Regions from separate parts of the Homo sapiens genome. Here region 2 is linked to region 1. Evidence: chromatin loops called from intact Hi-C (ENCODE). Cell type or tissue: heart left ventricle. All regions are shown on one strand. Each heading gives the region's core, and the rest is flanking DNA. Links, peaks and the distances in the headings are about the cores only. Region 1 has its middle 590 kb from the start of TSG1. Region 2 has its middle 670 kb from the start of TSG1.

Region 1 (11,326 bases), core at 2,215-10,214:
TCAGCAGGTCAATATCACATAGCTATTAACACTAAAGACAACCAGGACAAATTTCTTAAATAGATCAATCAATTAAGTCTCTTTTTGACAGCTTTATTGAAGATTATTGACATACAACGACCTGCACTTAATTTTAGTATACAATTTGATAAATCCTAATATATGGATACATCATAAAACAATTACTACCTTCAATATAATTAACATTTCCAACATCTGCAAAGTGTTTCTTTCCAATACCTTTCTCCTACCCCTCCATGGCCATCCCCATCTCAGGCAACCATTAATCACTTTCTGTCACTATAGAATAGTTTGTATTTTCTAGAATTTCATATAAATGGAACTACAAAATAACACATTCCTGCTGTGTCCATTCAGTGCAATCCATGTTGTTTTGTGTATTAATATTTTGTTATTCTCTAATGCTGAATAGTATTTAATTGTGTGGCTATACCACAATTTGTTTATACATTCAACCAATGATGGGCGTTTGGATTGTTTCCATTTTGGGCTACTAAAATTAAAGGTACTATAACCACTTGTGTATAAGTCTTTGTATGGAAAAGGCTCTCATTTCTCGGGTAAATATCCAAGAGTGGAATGGCTGGGTCAGGCGGTAGTTGTTTAACATTTTGGAAACTGTCAAACTGTTTTCCAAAGTGTTTTTAAAATTGGACGTTCCCAGCAACAGTATATGAGCTCTAATTCCTTTACAACTGCATCAACAGTTCATATGGTCAGACTTTTTATTTAGACAATCTGACATGTGTGTAGCAGCACCTTGTGTTTTTTGTAATAGATTTTATTTTTTAGATCAGTTTTAGATTCACACCAAATTTGAGCAAAAAATACAGCCAGTTCCCACGTACCCTCTCCTACAAACACATGCACAGCCTCCTTCAACATTGACATTCCACACGAGAGTAATACATTTACTACAATCAAGGAGCCTCCACTGTCACATCATTATCACCCAAAATCATTAGCTTACGTTAGGATTTAGATTTACTCCTGGTGATGTACATTAGATGGATTTGACAAATGTATAATGACAAATATCCACCATTGTAGTAGCAGACGGAACAGTTTCACTGCTTTAAAAATCCTTGATGCCCCATCTAGGCACCACCCCCCCACCCCCCCATCCTCTGGTAAGCACTGATATTCTTACTGTTGCCATAGTTTTATCTTTTCCAGTATGTCATATAGTTGGAATTGAACAGTATGTAGCCTTTTCAGATTGGCCTCTTTCATTTAATAATATACATTTAAGTTTCTTTCATGTCTTTTCATGGCTTAATAGCTCATTTCTTTTTAGCATTGAATAATATTCCATTGTGCAGATGTACTGTGGTTTATTTATCCATTCACCAACTGAAGGATATCTTGGTTGCTTTCAAGTTTGGGCAATGAAAAAACTGCTCCATGTGGTTTTAATTTGCTTTAGTCTAATGACTAATTATTTTGAATACTAATTAGGTATTTGCCTTATGTATGTTATTTTTGAAGTGTTCTTTTTAAATCTTTTTCTGCCTTTGTTAACATCTTTATTAAGTCATAATATATTAACATAAACTATAAGCTAACATAAAATTAATCTATTTAATCATACTAACATAAAATTAATCTATTTTAACTGTACCGTTTAATAAAAAGGAGTTGTACAATGATCAAGAGAGATTTCTAGTACATTTCCATTGCTCCCAGAACTTCCCTCAAAATAAATTGTAGCCAATTGCTGCTCCCATCCTCAGTCCCAGGAAGTGCTCCAGTCCCACTGGTCTGCTTCATGTCTTTATAGTTCTGCCTTGTCTAGAAATTTCACATACTGGCAGGGCACAGTGGCTCATGCCTGTAATTCCATCACTTTGGGAGGCCAAAATGGGTGGATCACCTGAGATCAGGAGTTAGAGACCAGCCTTTAACATGGTGAAACCCATCTCTACTAAAAGTACAAAAATTAGCTGGGTGTGGTGGCGGGCACCTGTAATCCCAGCTACTTGGGAGGCTGAGGCAAGAGAATTGCTTGGACCCGGGAGGTGGAGGTTGCAATGAGCCAAGATCACGCCATTGCACTCCAGCCTGGGTGACAAGAGTGAAACTTTGTCTCAAAAAAAAAAAAAAAAGAAAAAAGAAAAAAAGAAAAAAGGAAAAAAGAAATTTCACATACATTGACTACCAAATTATGTAAGTTTTTATATCTGGCTTCTTTCACTTAGCATAATATTTTGAACCTAATGATTTTTTAGTATGTATTGTCTCTTTTATTGCAGAAAGTAATTCCACTATAAACCATATTTATTTGTCCATTCACCAGTTAATGTCCTTTTGAATTGGTTCCAATTTCAGCTATTTTGAATAAAACAGCTATGAAAATTCACAAATCTGTCTTTTTGTGAATATATAATTCCAGTTCTCTTGGGTATATAGGTAGGAGTGGATTCCCGATTTATATAGTAAGTCTTTACTTAATCTTAACAAGAACAACAAAATTGCCAAACAGCTTTCCAAAGTGACTGCACTAATTTATGTTCTCACCATCAATGTATAAGGGTGTCAAATTGTCTACCTCATTGACAACACCTAGCATTAAGTGTCTCTATGACTATAGTCATTCTAAAGGAGAGTGTAGTGGCATCTCATTGTAACATTTCCTTATGATTAATGATGTCAAACATTTTTTCATGTTCTTTTTTTGCCATTTGTATATGTTATTTTATAAAGTGTCTATTCATTGTTTGCCCATTATAAAAATCTACTTGGTCATGTTTTATCATTGATTATATTTGATTCTGGGTTTAGTTTGATTATATGTCATTGAGAAATTTTGTATATTTGTTCATTTAATCTCTTGATTTATTTGACTAGCTTTGTTCTCAGTGTAATGTTGGATTCATAGATTGAGTATAGAAGTGTCCCCTCCTTCTTGACTATTTTGAAAAAGTTTATGTAGGCTTGCTACTACTTATTTAAATATTCGATAGAAATTACTAACGAAGCATCTGGGGCTGCATTTTTTGTGGGAAGATTTTATTTACCATCTTCTTTTTTTTAAAAAAATGTGGGTACATAGTAGGTATATATACTTAAGGGATAAATTAGGTTTTTTCGTTTGTGTTTTTTTTTATTTCAACTTTTATTTTAGATACAGGGAGTACATGAACAGGTTTGTTACATGGGTATATTGCACCCGAATAATGAGCATAGCACCCAATAGGTAGTTTTTTTAATCACATCCCTTTTCCTCCCTCTAGTAGTCTGCAGGGTCTATTCTCAGGTTTATTTCCATGTGTGCACAATGTTTAGCTCCCACTTATAAGTGAGAACATGAGATATTTGGTTGTCTATTCCTGTGTTAATTCATTTATGATTATGGCCTCTGGCTCCATCCATGTTGCTGCAAAGACATGATTTCATTCTTTTTTATGGCGGCATTTTATTCCATGGTGTATATATGCCACAATTTCTGTATCCAATCCACCATCAATGCACACCTAGGTTGGTTTCATGTCTTTGCTATTGTAAACAGCACCGTGATGAACATTCAAGGGCATGTTTCATTTTGGTATTATGATCTATATTCCTTTGGGTATATACCCAGTAATGGGCTTACGGGGTTGAATGTGAATGGTAGCTCTGTTTTAACTTAAAGCAGAGTCTCATTATTATTTCTTTTAATTCTTTGAGTTCTGGGATACATGTGCAGAATGTGCAGGTTTGTTACATAGGTATACATGTGCCATGATGGATTGCTGCACCCATCAACCCGTCATCTACATTAGGTATTTCTCCTAATGCTGTTCCTCCCCTAGCTTCCAACCCACCCTACAGGCCCTGGTGTGTGATGTTCCCTTCCCTGTGTCTATGTATTCTCATTGTTCAACTCCCACTTATGAGTGAGAACATGCAGTGTTTGGTTTTCTGTTCCTGTGTTAGTTTGCTGAGAATGATGGTTTTCAGTTTAATCCATGTCCCTGCAAAGGACATGAACTTATCCTTTTTTGTGGCTGCATAGTATTCCTTGATACATATGTGCCATATTTTCTTTATCCAGTCTATCATTGATGGACATTTGGGTTGATTCCAAGTCTTTGCTATTGTGAACAGTGCTGCAGTAAACATACGTGTGCATATGTCTTTATAGTAGAGTGATTTATAATATTTTGGGTATATACCCACTAATGGGATTGCTGGGTCAAATAGTATTTCTGGTTCAAGATCCTTGAGGAATTGCCACACTGTCTTCCACAATGGTTGAACTAATTTACACTCCCACCAACAGTGTAAAAGCGTTCCTATTTCTCCACATCCTCTCCAGCATCTGTTGTGTTCTGACTTTTTAATGATCACCATTAAGGAAGCACTAAACATGGAAGGGAAAAACCGGTACCAGTCTCATTATTATATGTTGTGTTTTGGCCTTTTAAGAATAGAATTCTGTCTGGTGTGAGATGATATCACATTGTGGTTTTAATTTGCATTTCTACATGAGATATTTTAATACAGGCCTACAAAGTGTAATAATCATATCAAGGTAAATGGGGTATCCAGCACCTCAAGCACTTATCCTTTATTTGTGTTACAATCTAAGTAAACTATTTTAGTTGTTTTAAAGTGTATAATAAATTATTGTTTACTATAGTCATTCTGTTGTGCTATCAAATACTAGATCTTATTCATTTTAAATAAATTTTTACAAGCAATAACCATCCCCACTCTCCACCAACTATCCTTCTCAGCCCCTGGTAACTATCATTTTACTCTCTATCACCATGACTTCAATTGTTTTAATTTTTTTTAGCTCCCCCAAAAGGCCTAAGTTCTCTACAGTAAGTAGGTGGCAATTTCATTCAAACTTGTGTCATTCCTTTCAGGAAAGTGAGTTCTCCCTGGCCCCGGGTGGGTCCAGGGATGCTTTCCAAGAGCCAGAGCCCGGAGTTGGAAATCTTAGGCATCTACCTTGTGCTCTATTCTTTTGCAACTGAGCAGGCACCCAAGTCACAAGGCAAAGTCCTTCCCACTTTTCCCTTCCCTTTCTTCAAACAAAGGAGTCTCTTCCCATGGCCATCACTGCCTCAGGCCCATGGACAGTACTGCCAAGCTATCATTGCTGATTATTTACAGCCCAAGGGCTCTTGAATCAGCAGGTGATAAATTCTGCCAGGATTGGCTCCTTCTCTTAAATGTAGCGGGCTCCTTTCTGGGTCAGGATATATTTAGAAATGCTGTTTGGGAGTTACATCCTGGAATGGAAGCCTGAGGACTCTGCCTGGTGCCCCATTCTATCGTGGCTGAGCTGCTATTTAGGTTATAAGACAAAGTCTTCTTTACGCTCCCCTCTCTTCTCCTCACGCACAGGGAAGGATCCCTTGCAGAATCAGGAGCTGTGCTGCCTGAGACTGGTACAGGGGTGATGAAAGCACTCCCTTGGCCACTTCAGCTGGTATCTCAGTAGGTCACGTGCACACCAAATCCACTGGCTCTGAGCCTGGCACAGCACCAGGACTTGCATAGGAATTGGAGCCCTTGTGGCCTAGACAGCCTTTCAAGTTTATTTAGAACTCCAGAGCCCTTTAGCTTGTGGTGGCAGGGCTTGAAGGAACTCAGATTTTGACAGCTGTTGGCACCAGCTGAATTCTACCCCATGTTGTCTTCTGCTGTGTCAGGACAGCACTGAATTCCAATGCAAAATCCCACAATAACTGCACTTTCCCTTCCCCAAGCACACAAATTTTCTCTTTGCGCCTCGTAGCTGCTGCTGGGGGTTGGCGGGCAGGGGTGATATCGGCAGTTAAATACTGCTTTCCTATGGTCTTCAGTGACACTTTCATTAATATGATGTTAATAGCAAGGGCTGTGATTACTAACCTGACTTTTGATTCTTAGAAAGGTGCTTTTTTGTGTGGATAGTTGTTCAATTTGGTGCTCTTGTGGGGCAGATGATTGTTAGAGACTTCTATTAGGCTATCATGCTCTGACTCTTCCTCAGTTTTTCTACTTGTTATTGTCTATCAATATTTTCCATTTTTTGAGTCAATTATAGTGATTTCTGTAATTTTCTAATTTGTTGGCATGAAGTTGTTTATAATATTAATTCTTGCTGATAATCATTTTTTATTTTTCTGTAGTAACATCCTATACATTTTCATTGCTTTTTATTTTATATCTTTTTTCATGTACAATCTGCCTAAATATTAATGAATTGTGTTGATTTCTTCAAAAAGTAAATTATTGGCTTTATTGATATTCTCTATTCATCTGTTTATTTTTTAATTCCTTAAAATGTATTTAGATTTATTGTATGTCTTGACACATGTTCTATCCCGAATAACAGTCTACCTGCTTTCAAAGAGAAAGTATATTCTGCTGTTATTGAGTGAAGTATTTTGAAATTGTCTTTTCAAAATGGTAATAGTATTGTTGAAGATTTCCATACGCTTACTGATTTTCTTTCTAATTGTTCTTGAAATTATCAAGAGGACTATATTGATATCTTCAGTAATTGTTAAACTGCCATTTCTTTGTTCACCTCTATCAGTTTTTGCTTTATATGGGTTGGGATGTGTTAGATTTAAATATTTTACACTTATATATTCCTGATGTATAGAATTTTCAGTCATTTTGAAATGTCCTTCTTTTTTCTCTTACTATATCTTACCTAAAATATGTATTTTATGATATTAATACAGCCATTCTGGGTTTTCTTTAAGGTTACTGTTTGCATGGTATATCTTTCTATAGTTTTTTTACTTTCTCCATTTTCTGCCATTGAATTTAAAATATGTCTCCTCTTAATAGCAAGCAGTTGTATTTCTTTTTATCCATCAATCTCTACCTTTTGATGGATTACAGTTTTAAGTCTATCCACATTTAATGTAATTATTTATCTGTTTGGACTTACATCAACAATTTTGCTGTTTGTTTTCCATATTTCTTTCATGTTTATTCCTTTTTCTTCTTTACTTTCTTATTCTATGTTAAAAATTTTATTTTAATATGTTAATTCCTCTATTAGTTTTAATAAATTTATTGGACCAAAGCTAATGTTTACTATTTGAAATACCATGTTTTTATATAATTTGTCCTTTCTTGAAAGTTGTTTCAGGAAACTTTCCTATTTATCTTGGCTGGAAATAGACATCTCTTCACTAGACTTTATTGTATATGTATCATGAAAGTTATGAAAATTTCATGTTGAAAAGAACTTTCCACAAAAGTTTTTTAAAAAATCTTTGTAGACTATAGAATCCTCAGGAACATATAGATTTCCTTTATACAGTACTAGTTGTATGTATGATATCCAAATACACTGTAAACCTTATAACACAATTGTATGTTTTCTAACATGTACCACACATATTTAACACATATATAATATTTGTGCTTTCTAATGCCCATACTTCCTCCCTTCATTCTTTCTTTTTCTTCCTTCCTTCTTTTCTTTTCTTTTCTCTTTCTTTTTCTTTCTTTCTCTTTCTTTCTTTTTTCTCTTTCTTTTCTTTCCTCCCTCCCTTCCTTCTTCTTTTCTTCCCCTTCCTTCCTTCCTTCTTCTTCCTTCCTTCTTTTCTTCCTTCCTTTTCATTTTTTCCTCTAATGGACTAAATTTATTTCCTCTAACGATCCAAATCCCATGTCTGGGATTACAGACGTGAGTGAATGGGCCCAGCCCAAACCTTCACCTTCTAAGGGCACTGAGATGAACAGACCGATTGGCTTGAGAGTGGGCAAAGGGGTGTAGGCTAGGTTATAGGGAAGGGTTACCTAATTCCTAGCTATGTGCCTAAGTTCCACGGCAAGATTATTAATAGCAGAACCAGACCAGAAACTGCTAAAGAACATGGCCTGCTTGACATGTTCATGAGTCACCTGACCCACAGCATATATGCTTATTATGACTGAACCCTCCACACCTGATTCTCTAGAGTATATCACCTGTCAGCAAAATGAACAGTGGAATATTTTGGGCCATTTTGAAATGTGAAATTTTGCCTCTTTAATAATATTAATTCAAAACTATATCATGTTTTCTAGTCCCCACCTCTAACCCTAGGAAAAAAGATAAAATACTATGCAAAGAAAGTTTAAATTTACTTTTCTTTAAGGTTCAACTCTACAATGACTTTCAGTCAGAAATATATTAAACTGGAAAATGTTTTCGTTCCTGTTGTAAAAAGATGATCCTAGGAGAGGGTTTTTTTTTTAAGTTACTTTGTTTATTCTATTTCTAAATCTTAGTCTTCCATATTTCTAGAGACCATCTGACACAAGTCCTTTTACTCTGAAGTCTAGCATCTCAAGCCTGATCTGGAAGTGTGCTCCCTAGGGCATAACTTCATCCTTCTAATACAGTTTAATCATTTCTATCTTGTTCTCAGAAGAAGGGAAGGTGGTTGCAACCAGGCATAACATAGCCACTGTGTGCATATAGGGCCTCTTCACGTTAGTGCTTCGCATTCCATCAGCTTTCTCTAATTCCGTACTCAAGTCCGGCCTTAAAATTATGTTAGACAACAGTGAAATATATATGCCTATTTCACTGGTATATTTCACTTCCATAAGAATAATTTTCTTTCACATTTCTTTCACAGCCACTCTGCTGGTGACAAATTCTCTTCACTTGCCATTTTTTTTTCATTATTCAATTAGAGTTTTAGACTATTTGCATAAAATGCAATTATTTATATAGGGTTCTGAGTCTCATAATAATGTTTTGATTAAAGATGAATCTCTTATATAATGATGGTTCCATAAGTTTCTAATGTAGCTGAAAAATTCCTATCTAATGATGTCATAACCATTGTAATGTCATAGTGCAACACTTATGCATTTTTGGCCACGCTGTTGTAAACAAACCGATTGTATTGTCAATCATATAAAAACATAGCACATACAATTTTGTGTATACATAATACTTGACAGTGATCATAATGACTGTTTTACTGATTTATGTATTATGATACCATACTTTATGTTGTTATTTTAGAGTGTACTCCTTCTACTTATAAAAATAAATTGTAAACTGGAAAACAGCCTTAGGCAGGTTCTTCAAGAAGTACTCCAAAAGAAGGTATTGTTATCATAGGAGGTGATAGCTCCAAGTGTGTTATTACCTGTGAACACCTTCCAGTGTGACAAGATGTAGAGGTGGAAGACAGGGATACTGATGATCCTGACTCTTTGTTGGCCTAAGCTAATGTGTGTCTTGGTGATTTCATTTTAACAAGAAATAGTTTAAAATGTAAAAAGCAAAAAAAAAAATTAAATTAAAATGGAAGAAACATAGAATAAGAATATCAAGAAAGAAATTTTTTTTTGTACAGCTGGACAATGTGTTTGTGTTTTAAGTGTAAGTATAAGTGTTATTACAAGTGAGAGTTGAAAGTTGAAAAAAATAAAGTTTTTAAAGTAAGAAATTACTATAGGCTAAGGTTAACTTATTATTGAAGCAAGAATTTTTTAAAATAAATTTAGTGTAGCCCAAGTGTAGAGTGTTATAAAGTCTACAGTAGTGCAGAGTAATGTCTTAGCCTTTCACATTCACTCACCACTCACTCACTGACGTTCCCAGAGTAACTTCTAGTTCTACAAGTCCATTCCTTACAAGTACCCTATACAGGTGTACCATTTTGTTATCTTTTATTCTGTATATTTACTGTGCCTTTTTAATGTTTAGATATGTTTGGGTGCACAAATACTTACCATTGTGTTACAATTGCCTACAGTATTCAGTACCCTAACAGGCAGTGCTGGTTTGTTGCCTAGAAGTAATAGGCTATCCCATATAGTGTAAGTGAGTAGTAGGCTACTCCAATTAGGTTTGTGTAAGTAAACTCTATGATGTTTGCACAGCAACAAAATTGCCTAACAATGAATTTCTCAGAACGTATCCCCATCATTAAGCAACATATGACTATAATCGTATTTAGGTCTTTCACTTTATGATTTGTTTTCTGTCTGTTCCTTATATTTTGTCTTTCTCTTTTCTTTTTCTTGCTATCTTCTGGAAGATATGAGTCTTTTTAGTCTCCTATTTCTAAGTATATTTAATATTTTTTACTATTCCATTTTCATTTCTTACAGTTTTTTTTTTAACTATATGTCTTTTTTTTATTCTTTGTTTCCCTCTACATACATTCTGGAAAGATTTTTTCCAGCATTTTAAAAATGTCAATTCACTTCCTTCATGCCTCCATGGTTTCTGATGAAAAATCCACAATTATTTGAACCATTGTTTCTCTATAGATTTAATGCATCCTTTCTTTGTAATTTATTTTAGGATTTTTTTTCTTGTATTTGTTTTTTAGTAGTCTGATTATTATCTGTCACTTGGGCAGAAATTTTTTGAATTTATTCTGTTTAATTCTCTGATCTTCTTGAATAAGCTTCTGTCTTTTATAAAAACGGATACGTTTTTACTTACTGTTCCTTCACATACATGTATTTCTTTAGCATCATGCATCTTCCCTCACTCCTGGGATCCTAATTACAGAAGTGTTGGACCTTGCTTATATTGTCCCACAGTTCCTAGGGTTCTGTTATTTTTTTTTTTAATTTTTCCCTATCTGTTCAGTTTATATCAATACTTTTGTTTATTTTCAGCTTCATTGACTCTTTATTTTGACCACCATTCTGCTGTTTAACTCCAATGAATTTTTCATTATTCTAAATGTATTTTTGGTTCTAATGTTACTATTTTTAAAACCTTTATATTATCTAATTCTTTTTTGAGTTTTTTCTCTTTCCGTTTGTTTCAAGAGGATTTACCCTTACTTCTCAGAGTATGGCTATGATAGCAGCATTCACAACCTTTATGACAGTTCCAACATTGTTGCCATCTTCAACTATCTTTTTTTCCTTATGTGTTGGAATTATCCTTGTTTTTGTGTGCCACAAATTTTGGATTGTATGTCAGACATTTTGGATATTATGTTATGAGATTCTGGGTCTTTATTTAAATCTAAAAATGAATGTTCTTTTGTCAATTTTTTTTTGAAGGACAAAATCTGTCAGACTGGATTCAGACAACAAGCTCTCATGTCCCTTCATAGTGTGTGGTTTTGATGTCAGTTCCGTTTTTGTAATGCTATACTATTAAAAAAAAAGTACTATTCAGATCTACTTAGTGTGCCAACTAAGGGTACAGCTCATTCCTCTGTGTGCCAACTAAGATGTGCCAACATCTACCATGTAGCTCGCTTCTCAAGACCTATCATCTACTGTTTAGGGTCGGATCTATGCATGTTGGGCTCTGAGGTGAACCCAGGAGTTTGTACACGACTTTATGAAATTGCTCTCTTGAGCTCTCACCAATCTGCAAGCTTCCTGA
Region 2 (11,326 bases), core at 1,934-9,933, 77 kb before region 1:
TTCTTTCTTTCTTTTTTTTTTTTTTTTTGTATTTTTAGTAGAGACTGGGTTTCACTGTGTTAGCCAGGATGGTCTCGATCTCTTGACTTTGTGATCCAGCCACTTTGGCCTCCCAAAGTGCTGGGATTACAGGCCTTCCAGTTTTATTTTTATAATTCTTTGGGTTAGTAAGATTCAGCAGCTTTGATTCCATGTATTTACATGTGCGTAAATTGATAATGGAATAACCATAGAGTTTTCCCATGGAAATTCTCTAGAAACAATACAATTTTATGTGGGAAAGTTTGGACTCTTTCAGTTTGGAGAGGGGGCACCTTACAGTTTCCTGAGAACTTAGTTCAGATTTAAGAAAAGCTAATGATTATTTTTTAAAGGTCACCATCCTCAGGAGATGATAAAGGAGGTGTCTATGCTATAGAAAGTGCTGGGAACTGCTGGATTGACTTTAAAACTCTCCAGTACCTCAGATCAACTTCATGCCTCTGGGCTCTCCTGATCATAATAATCATTGGTGGAAAATAAATAAATGTTGTTTTGTATCCTTCACCCAAGACATAAGTCCATTCTTAGGTACCATCTTTGTTTAGAGTAAGATTTCATGGGGTGGATCTTGAATAACCAAATTTTCTTTCATTTTAAAACAAGCTTATACTGCTTAAATTAGGCAGCAAAACTTCCAGCTTTGACACAATTGGAGGAGGGAAAGTACAGAAGTTTTATATATCAATTTGGCTATACTATAGTATCCAGGTATTATTAAAATGCAAACCTAGGTTTTGCTATGAAAGTATTTTGTAGGTGTGATTGATCAGTTGACTTTTATTTAGGTAAAAAGAGATCACTCTCTGTAATGTGAGTGGGCCTCATCCAATCAATTGAAGGCATGAAGAACAAAAACTGAGGTTTCCTGGGGAAGGAGCAATTCTGCCTCAAGACTCAGCATCATCTCTTGCCTGAGTTTCCAGCTTACCAGACTATCCTACAAATTTCAAAATTGCAAAACTCCCATTCACATGAAACAATTCCTTAAAATATCTATTGATTCTGTTTTTTGGAGACTACTAGCTATCAGTACAGAAATAACCATAACACTAGTAATTATGGAGTGCAGGGGACATGCCAGGGATTGTCACATATGTAATCTCATTGCTGTCTGACAGCAGTCCAGTGAAGTATGCATTCATTGTATAACAAACAAATGTCTACATATCATGAACTATGATAAGGTCTGGAAACAGGACATCAAAAAAAAAACCTCCTTTTTCTCAAGGAGTTCACAGAGTGTGGGGAATTTCAAAGATATGTACAATACAGACTAGTAAGAAGATACATGGTAATGAGTTCTTTAATAGAAATAAATGTACATTACTGTTGGAAGACAAAGAAAAAGAGCCATCAGACTTTTGTGGTTTAGGGTGGACTCACCAGAGGAGGCTGAAACATGATAGTTGAGTTGAAGCTTACCAGGGTAAATGAGGAAGAAGCTTCTAGGCTGAGGAAAAACATAGAAAATGTCTGGAATATGCTGAACATGAAGATATGGGAGAAGTGTGGCATGACAGTAGTATTGTAGAGGTGAGACTGAAGAACCAAAGGTCAAGAAGCTTCTTTTAATCCAGACTTATGATCTTCAGCTTCATTCAACTCATTTTTATCTATGAGGAAATAGATACTGAGATATTAGTGAGCTAACTTGCAACATTTTCACAATTAGTAATAGCAGATCAGATTTCTGACTCAATATCTTAGACTGAGCGTAATAAAGTGTGAACAAGCATATGAAAACTGAATAAGTATATCGACAGCAACACTTCTCACAGAATGGAAAAAAACTGATGGTCAGAGACAGTAATTTACCAAACAGGAAAAGTATATGGGGTCGTATGAAGGATAAACAAGAACAGAGGATGTTCCAAGGGAGACCACATGAAGCAGAAACCTGAGGGAAAAGTGCAAGGAACAGGAATTGGTTTAAGCAATTTGGATTTTTTTTAACTCCTCTGATTTCTTTATCTCTCTGGGTTTACTTTATTTAGGGGGTTAATTTTTTATTAATCTTATTTACTGCATTAATATATTGGTCTTTGTCTCTGTTCATTGTGTTTTTCTATTTATGCATTTGTTTTCTTTTTAGAAAATTATGTTTAAAGATTTCAGGACTTCTTCTTTATTAATTATCTTATTTATTGGATGCCCTTTTTACTTTTACAAAACAATCTTTTATGGGCACAATACACTTTTGAACCTCTTTGAAGCTATCAGCAAGTACTTTTAAAATGAGTTATTGTTCTCTTTTTCACTTTGCTCCTTTTTCATGGTGTCGTTTTTCTTCACCTCTTTCCAGGTCTGTGGCTAGTCTCCTCCCAGACATTGTGAATGGATGTTTATCATAATTAGTGTACACAGCTGGACTTCCTCTGCTAATGTCAAGTATAGGTCTCTTATTGTATTTCTCTGCTTTAGCATGTTTGATTGCAGGCTCTAAGAATAAAGGGAGCATTTTTAACTGGCTGACTTCACTTTGAGGTTCGCAAATTGTGAACAAGCAGGAAAGATGGGTTCCCTCAAAAGCCCAAATCTTGCTTGTATTGTTCTCTGTGGGGTCAGGCATGTAAATGTAATTCTCTTCTGGATATTCCTTTTCTCTTAAGGGTTCTCCTTTCTTTCACGAAAGTCTGGGTTTCCCTCAGTCTCTGCCATGGTTCTCTCCTTCTGAGGTTAACACCCTAACTGTCTTCTCAGGCAGAGCTTTTCTAAAAACCTCTCTTTAGAGGACAGGTGTTTGGGGGATGCTCAATGGACAAACTCTCCACTACCAGTGCCTCAGAAATAGTTGTGGGGTGTCAGGCCAACTTAGATATTTTTGTGATAGTTATCTAATTTACCCTGAGTACTAGCCCAAAGCCCATTTGTAATTTTAGAATTACTTACCTTAAATTTAGAGTTCTTCAGAACTCTGTGGGAAGAACTGTTAGCTTAGAGTAAGTTTCCATTTATATTATATATATATATATATATATACACACATAAATATATTAATATATAAATGAAAATAAAATATGTAATATACATATATATTTAATATATTATACATTACATATAATTAAAAACTATATGTTAATATATACATATATTTATATAAAATAAACATAAATGCTATATATACTTTTATATATTATATAATAAAATAAATATATATTTTATTTTCATTTATATATATATAAAATTTTTTCTTTCCCGATTTAGAAAGATATAAACTAACATGGATGCTGATGAAACTATTTAGAAGAAAAAAATGGCAATTTGGTTCACAAATCCTGCTGAGGTGCATAAATCTCAGAAGGCTGCTATGATGAGAGATAAGTACAGATTCCAGACAGCAATGAAATTAGGCTCACAAGGTGAATGTCAGTATCAGTCTATTCAGGCTGCTATAACAAAACATCTTAAAATGGGTGGCTTGTAGACAACAAATATTTATCCTAGTTCTGGAGGCTGAGAAATTCAAGATTAAGGTGCTGGCAGATTCAGTGTCTGGTGAGGGTTCATTTTCTGGTTCATTGATAGTGCCCTCTGTGTGTTCGAATGGTGAAAAGCAGGATGCAGTTCTCTGGCACCTATTTTATAAGGGCACTATTCCCACCCCAGTAAAGCTCCTCACTTAGGACTTAATTACTTCCCAAATTCTCTTTCTTCTAACTCTCTCACATGGGTGATTAGATTTCAATATATGAATTTTGGGGGAACATAGTCATTCAAATTATAGCAGTCAGTTCACTTAAGAAGGAACAGCCCTGGTCTTTATGCTTTAATAGCAACAGAGAGGGAAAGGGAAAAATGTACCAAGGGAATAACTTAAGGAAAAACAAAACAAAAAAACAAAACCCCCAGTAACACGACAGATAAAACATTCCATACATAAAATAATAACATAGCACTTTGAACAAATGGACAATAAAAGAACAAGAAAATGCTTTTAAATACAATATGATTGTTACATTTAATAAAGTTTAAAGATAAATTTAAGGAGTTCTAAAAGTAGAACAAAAAATGAATATGGACAGAGAGAAAGATTAAAATATTAGAGTATCAATTCAGGAAGTTCAATGTTCTATTAGTAGGAGCTCCAAAAAAAAAAAAAAAGAAAGAAAAAAGAAAGAAAAGTAAAATACAGAACGCCTAGGAGAAGAGGAGAGAAAACCATCAAGAAATGAATACAAGAAAAACTCACAAAAATAAAAGGCATAGGTATTAATTGAATAGCACAGTTAATAAAAAAGACTCCCTATCAGGCAGGTTGTTATGCGATTTTTAACACCAGGGATAAAATGAAGACACTAAAAGTTTCCAGGAAAAAAGAGTATATAAAGGATTAACAATCAGAATGGCACTGAATTGGACTTCTTAATAGCAACCCGGGAGACTAAAATAATGGAACAATGACTTCAATATTTTAAGGGAAAAATAATTTTCCACCTAGAATTCTGTGTAAGCCAACTAATCAATTAAGTTTAAAGGAATCATTAAGATACTTAAGAAATATAGGGACTTGTAAAAGTTTTCTCTCATGTAACCTATTATGGGAGTTGTTGAAGTGCACTAAATGACATGAGCATATGCCAAGAAAGAAGAGAGCCTCATAACCATCAAACAGTGGGTCTAGTATAAAAATAGAAACATGACAGATCAGTACTATAATTGGGGAGCAAGCCAAATCGGAGCAAAAGGACTGAGGATCCCAGGATTGAGATCTCTGTGGAGCAAAGCAGGAAACTCAATAATATATCTTATATAGGCACATTATTCTTTTTTAAAAAAAGGTATTAAGGATATGGGGATTTCAAAATATGTGATAAAAATGAGGAAATTGAAAACAATATTTGAAAAATAAAATAAATGTGATCGTGGTACACTAATTAACTCTGCAGTGAACTAATTAATGATTTAACTAAAAATAATGATAGAGACTCTATTGAGAACTGAGAAGAGGAAACAGTATAAGTGCACTAAAATTTCCTATGTCATAACAGAAAGCCGTGTGAATGTGTTATAGGAATTAATTTTGCACTCATATATATATATATATATATATATACACACAGTAATTTTATATGTATACTCACACTAAATGCAGAAGCCATACTCAAATACATGTACTTAACCTTGACTTCACATGGCATTCTGACTTATTTTAGTTGTGCGACCTTGCTGGCTAAATATCTAACTTTTATTTTCTTCACTGTAAAATGAAAATACATATAGAATTGACTTCAGAGAGTTAAAATAAATTTAGCATAATGAATGTAACATACTTGCATACTGCCTGAAATACGCATTCTCAATAAACACTAGCTTTTAATTAGTAGCAATTGTATGAAGTTTTCCTTTATTCATGTATTATGTCAATCCAAGTGCACTTGTTTCTATCCTAAAGATATATTCAAGCATTCTGGTCTACTACTAGATTCCTTTGTTTTTGCTGCCTAGTATATTATGCTTTTATTCTTGTTACTGTTATTCTGTCATTTCAATGGCCTTGACATTAGGAAAGTTGCATATGCTTAATCAGCCCATTGGAATCCAATGCCCTTCTCTAAACAAGTGAATACACACACACACACACACTTATACAGTTAATACTACAATCATAAAATCAGTTGAAGATGGGATTTCTCAACAGTGAAATATGAATACTAACAGCTGTTACTGTATTTAACCTTTCGCTATATTCTAGAAATGTTATTCAAAGTACCTCAGTCTCTACAGCCCTTCAAACTAGTTGTTATTTTATTTTCATTTGCTCATAGGAAAGCTGAAGTGAAGTGAATTGAAATCATTTTCCAGGATTATACAACTTGTCACTATTTAAGCTCAGATTTGGACATAAATTTATCTAATTTTTTAATACATTACTTTTGATGTTACACTATCTTAGGATTTAATAACATTTAAGCATGTAAGAATAAAGTTACAGGCCTTTTGTGAGTTAATGATTTTATATTAGACTAAAGCAATTCTAAACATATAAAAATATAATATGTAGCAGGGAGAAAATAAGCCTTTTCACAATTACTCTATCAAGAGTAAATATGCTATTATGATGACATACTATTTTTGAATGTACATAATAAGATTATGTATCTCTCAGTTTATTAATGAAAATATTCTGGTACTCAATAATACTAAGTGATTCAAAAATTTTCCCTTGATTTTTTAAAACTGTCACAATTTTCTGATTAGAAAAGGACAAAAACAGAATACCTGATATAAGCTTTTTGAAAACAATGCTTCTCTTTAAATTTTGCTTTTAAGAGAAAAAAATAACATTGGTAGAGGAGAAAATTAAATATTAAGAAAGGAGTGTCAGTAGCAATGCTGCTGCCAAATGCATTTACACATCACTAAACTTTCATGCAATAAGATGTTTTTGTTTTTTCTTTTTCAATTCATTAGTGCAATGCTGTGGAAACAAGCTATCAGTACAAACAAGAAAAATATTTTTGTTAAAGTGATTCAGATTCTTAGATTATGTTGTTATCCAATTTTGTATAAAGTGAAAAGGTAGGTGAAACATTGCTAACAAAAGTTCATGAAGATAAATTTACTCTTTCCTGTTTGATCAAATTCTTCCCTTAAACAGTTGGAGAAGAGAAACGTTTATAATAAAAACAATGTAAGCTGATATCTGCAAAACTTTCAATTCAAGCTACTGAAATTATGACTTTATCATAAACACACTATAGAAGAATGAGTCATGAAATAGTTATTTATTCAAAGATACAAATTGCCCTAAAAAGTAATAACAAACTAAAGTTTCAGCTGCAAATATGGAAACGTTCTAGTGGAAATCATGATGAACAATCCTAATAAGCCAACTATATGCCAATACATTCGATCTCTCCAGCACACCACTCAAATTCTGAATTTCTTTCCTTTCTCCTAATTAACTCCTGAAACCATACCCCTCTTGCAAGTTACAGTTAAAAATTTCATTGCCTTTTCTGTATATAGTCTAATAAATGCTCCACCCTCCTTCAACCTTTTTTGGTACCTATTTATTACTTGGGGCATTTTCTATTTTCCATCTTAGTTGTTTGTGTATGTTTTACATCTACAGTTAGGGTTCATACTCTTAGAAAACAAGTTCTGCATGCCCATCACTGTGGTGTTTCCTAACAACACCCCAAACCCCCGAAGAAACATATGCATTATTAACCAGAAGACTGTGAAAGTAATAACCACTTAATCATTTTTCTTCAAAGAAAATAATCGAATTTTGTTTGGAAAAAGGAAATTTATGTTTAGCAACAGATATAACAAATGTGTTCAGGGACCAAAGGGGAAAAGTGGGTTTTTGAGGGTTTTTTTTGTTTTAAATTAAAAATTAGGTCAGGCATGGTGGTTCATGTCTGTAATCCCACACTTTGGGAGGCTGAGGCAGGATTACTGCTTGAGTCTGGGAGGTCAAGAGCTCAGTGAGCCGTGATTGTGCCACTGCACTACACTCATCTGTGTGTGTGTGTGTGTGTGTGTGTGTGTGTGTGTGTGTGTGCTGTGAGTTCTGAAAAGTGAAAAAGTATAGACACAACAATTGAGTATCTCAGTGGAATTTCTGTCTTCTACATATAGAATAGAGAGAGCCAGAATTAGAAATTTTTGGACATAACAGTAATGCCCCCCCTGTGAGAAAAAACAGATATCATGAGGAATAAAGGAAGTGAACCTAGTGGAGCCCCACTAATATCCCTTCACTTTGCGGCATGAGGATAGGAAGCACTGATGGGTCATAGCAAATCAAGAGGAACGTAATCACTGGCAATTCTAGCAAGACAGCTAGGTACAAGAGGCTACACTTCTTGGAGAATCTAAATTGGCAATAGATCTTGGTTTATAATCTTCAGAGACCACCAGAAAAAAAAAAAGACACAAACGGAAGGCACTGCTAAAGCTGGTTTCTAAGGATAACTACCGTGCCCCATAAAGAATGGAAGCAGTCAAGTACCAAGGCGGAATGCCAAGCCAAACATGGTAGAGGGAAAATCTAGGAGAGAAGACCACACTTTTTGTTTGGATGACATTGAGTTTTAGCCACTTCAGTTTTCTCCTCAAGCTGCTGGATATATGAACCAAATAAATAAACCACAGAAAATCAAATATTTTGCTTCTTCATTTGTCTGGGTCTGAAAGACATAAATATAATTCATCTCAAATATGAATGCGAGGAAATCACAATGAAGAAAGTAACAAGAAAAAGAAACTCATGAGTATATACAAATGCTATATTTTAAAAGAAAGAAACCACTCCGAAGGTCAATTTTAAGCAGTGTTATCATAAGAAGCAATGTTTAGAAAATGTCTCATTCAAGTTCTCAAACACAATTCAATGCAAGTCTAATGACTTTCTGATCAGGAAATAGAAAAGACAGTATGACTGCTTAAACGAAAACCACAAAGGAGATGAGACTACCAGATTATACTTTAAATAAAATGCAACTAGTGAAATAAATAACAACTTTAAACAAATTATCTCAGAAGTCAGAGGGGAAAAATGGAATACTGATTAAGATGAGCCAACCCAGAAGGAGGAAACAAAGCTGACAGAGAGTATATAATAGCAGATTAACAGTATTTTCAAAAATCTTCCTGTATTAAATACTTGAATTTGCACATAGGAAGGGTTCACAGAGGAATATTAATTAAAAGATACACAAACTTAGACATACCTTTGTGAAAGTGTAGCACTTTTAAAAATCCAAAATAAGAATCCCTATACATTTCCAAATTAAAAATTATGCACTTAGAAAAGGGGGGAATATCTGGCCAACTTTAAACTCCCTGGCAATAAGAATGCCAAAGACAATGGGGATTAGGAAACAATATTTCTAGATATAGCAAATGTGTTTTATTTTTGATATAGTTTGTATGACTCTCCAAATCTCATTGAAATGCAATCCCCACTGTTGGAGGTGGGGCCCAGTGGGAGATGATTGGATCATGGGGGCAGATCCCTCTCACCTTGGTGCTGTCCTTGTGATAGTGAGTTCTTGTGAGATCTGGTTGTTTAAAAGTACATGGCACCTCACTGTTCTCTCTCTGTCTTACTCGTGGTTTTGCCATGTGACATGCCTGCTCCTGCTTCGCATTCTGCCAAGGGTAGACCCTCTCTGAGGCCTCCCTAGAAGCCAACCAGATGACAGTGCCATGCTTGTCCAGCCTGCAAAACTGTGAACCTATTACAACTCTTTTCTTTATAAACTATTCAGCCTCAGGTATGTCTTTATAGCAACACAATAATAGCCAAACACAATTTTCTTACGTAGAGAGGCAAAAAATTCATAAATAAATGTAAAAATTATTCTCAGATAAGCATTGTCTAATAAAATATTGTATCCACATGTCTTTCTTAGAAAATACAAATATTCAATAACACTTTCCAATGTAAACTTAGAAATTAATTAAAGCCTAAAATCCTAGAGTGGGACTATATGTACTAAAAGAAACAGTAGTAGCCAATGTATCAAATGAAAAACAGATAAAAATCTGTGTAATCACTTTCATATTATAATAAACTTCATGCAAATATCTCAAAAAATTATTGTAGATTTTTTGTGTATAAAATGATATTACCATTAATGATAGTATCAAGCTATAATCTGTTTATATAAGCAAAAACTCAACAGAGGAAAAAGAAAAGCACAATGCTGTTGTACATGTAGCAAATACAGAACATAAATAGGCCTAAAATTTAACACTTAAACTAAGACATGGCATGTGAAATCAAATTCTTGAAATATGCTTAAGTTGTGAAAACTGCTCAAAATAAATTAAGTAAAAAAATCAACTTCTAAAGTGGTACAAACCATAATTACCAAACACACGTATACACACAAATACACACACAAGAGACAACTCAAAAATGTTAGCAGACTTTTTTTTAGGGTGGTAGGATCACTAGTGTTTACTATTTTCTTTTTTATGCTTCTGCATATTTCACAATTTTAAAAATATTTTATAATGAGAAAAGTATTTTCAATGAAAAAACCACTTTCAAAGAAATACAGATAAAAATCAAACTACTTTAATACATATGATAATTTCATTTAATTATTTTTAGTCCCTTTAATGTATAGAAATTATATCATTACTCTCAGTCTAATGGATACAAGTGTTCTATAAATGGCTCCATAAGCAGTTGTCTTAGCTGGGCCCAAGCAGTTATTGGCCTGGTGGAGCCAGGAACCAGACACTCCTGTGTATTTGCCCTACTGAATTTCCTAATGGGCTTTGTGTGTTTGCTTGCTTGCTTGCTTGTGTGCTTGGTTTGGCTAATGATCAGGAAATGCAGCATAATAGACAAAGAAGTCCAAAGACAGAGAATGGAAAACATTATGCTAGCTTCTCAGAGACAGAGGGGTAAAGTAGGATCCTATGGTTGTTTTGAGGCTTGTTAGAGTCAGTATAAATAGTGCTACCTGCAGAACTGAAGGACAAAATATACCATGGAATTGAAGAGAGGGACCGCATCTTTGATAATTCTTCCAGGGGTTCTGGAGCAGCTTTGGCACCTGAAGGCTTTGGAACCAAGGGCAGAGGACCCCCGTGCTCAGTGCAAAAATGAGACAAACAAAATCAGTCTACAGAGGAATAGTTCCATAAATGAGAACTGACATATAGATGGAGAAATTGTGCTAAGCAGTTTCTTGTGCACAAATTCGCGGAGAAAAGGGAAACTTGGAAAAACTTCGTAATAACTAACCATTAGACTGGGTCATGAGACGTCCTCTGAAACTCCCAACAGTTCTCCAATACCTTTCCATACACTTAAATTAATTGCCAACATCTAGCAGTGACCCATACATTTCTGCCTAATATGTCATCTGCCTTCCTTACCAACCTCATCTGTTACCTGCTCAACTGCACTTTTTCTAATACATCTTTGCCTGATGCATTGAAAGTTGTCTACTCTTGCTGCACCCATGTCTTTCTTTGTTAATATAATTCATTGTCATTATTCAATTTTCATTTCACCTTAGGTGAGATGAAATTTTCCTATGCATGCCCATAAAAGTATCCACTACCATCTTACACTCACCTCCCAAATCACTTTGTCAAGTTGTCGTACTTCTTAATTCACATCATTTTTTGTATCAGCTAATTCATCATTAATGTATTTGTGTACTTTCCTAAGATCTAAATGTCTCACTATAATAAAGATAGTAACTTTGTCTTCCTTTCTCCACAGTCTACCCATCTACCCAGGTGTTTTTTTGTTTTTGTTTTTGTTTTTTGTTTTTTGTTTTTTTGACAGGGTCTCCAGCTGTCGCCC

The links. Hi-C counts contacts between places; a loop is a spot of excess contacts. Peaks named below come from ENCODE experiments on the same cell type or tissue, not always from the same donor. Only the 100,000 strongest peaks of a DNase experiment are listed, where the experiment ranks them.
Region 2: it touches region 1 in a loop (3-fold over the local background); 1 of 110 quality-filtered maps calls a loop at or near these places.

What each region holds. Positions count from the first base shown.
Region 1 is chr6:94,294,792-94,306,117 of GRCh38, reverse strand. No RefSeq gene overlaps it. Among named protein-coding and RNA genes, the nearest start is that of TSG1, 590 kb to the right of the region's middle. In heart left ventricle, for the core only: no CTCF peak of the experiment used is centred there; a DNase peak (open chromatin) is centred at 5,487; H3K27ac peaks cover 231 bases.
Region 2 is chr6:94,371,374-94,382,699 of GRCh38, reverse strand. No RefSeq gene overlaps it. Among named protein-coding and RNA genes, the nearest start is that of TSG1, 670 kb to the right of the region's middle. In heart left ventricle, for the core only: no CTCF peak of the experiment used is centred there; no DNase peak of the experiment used is centred there.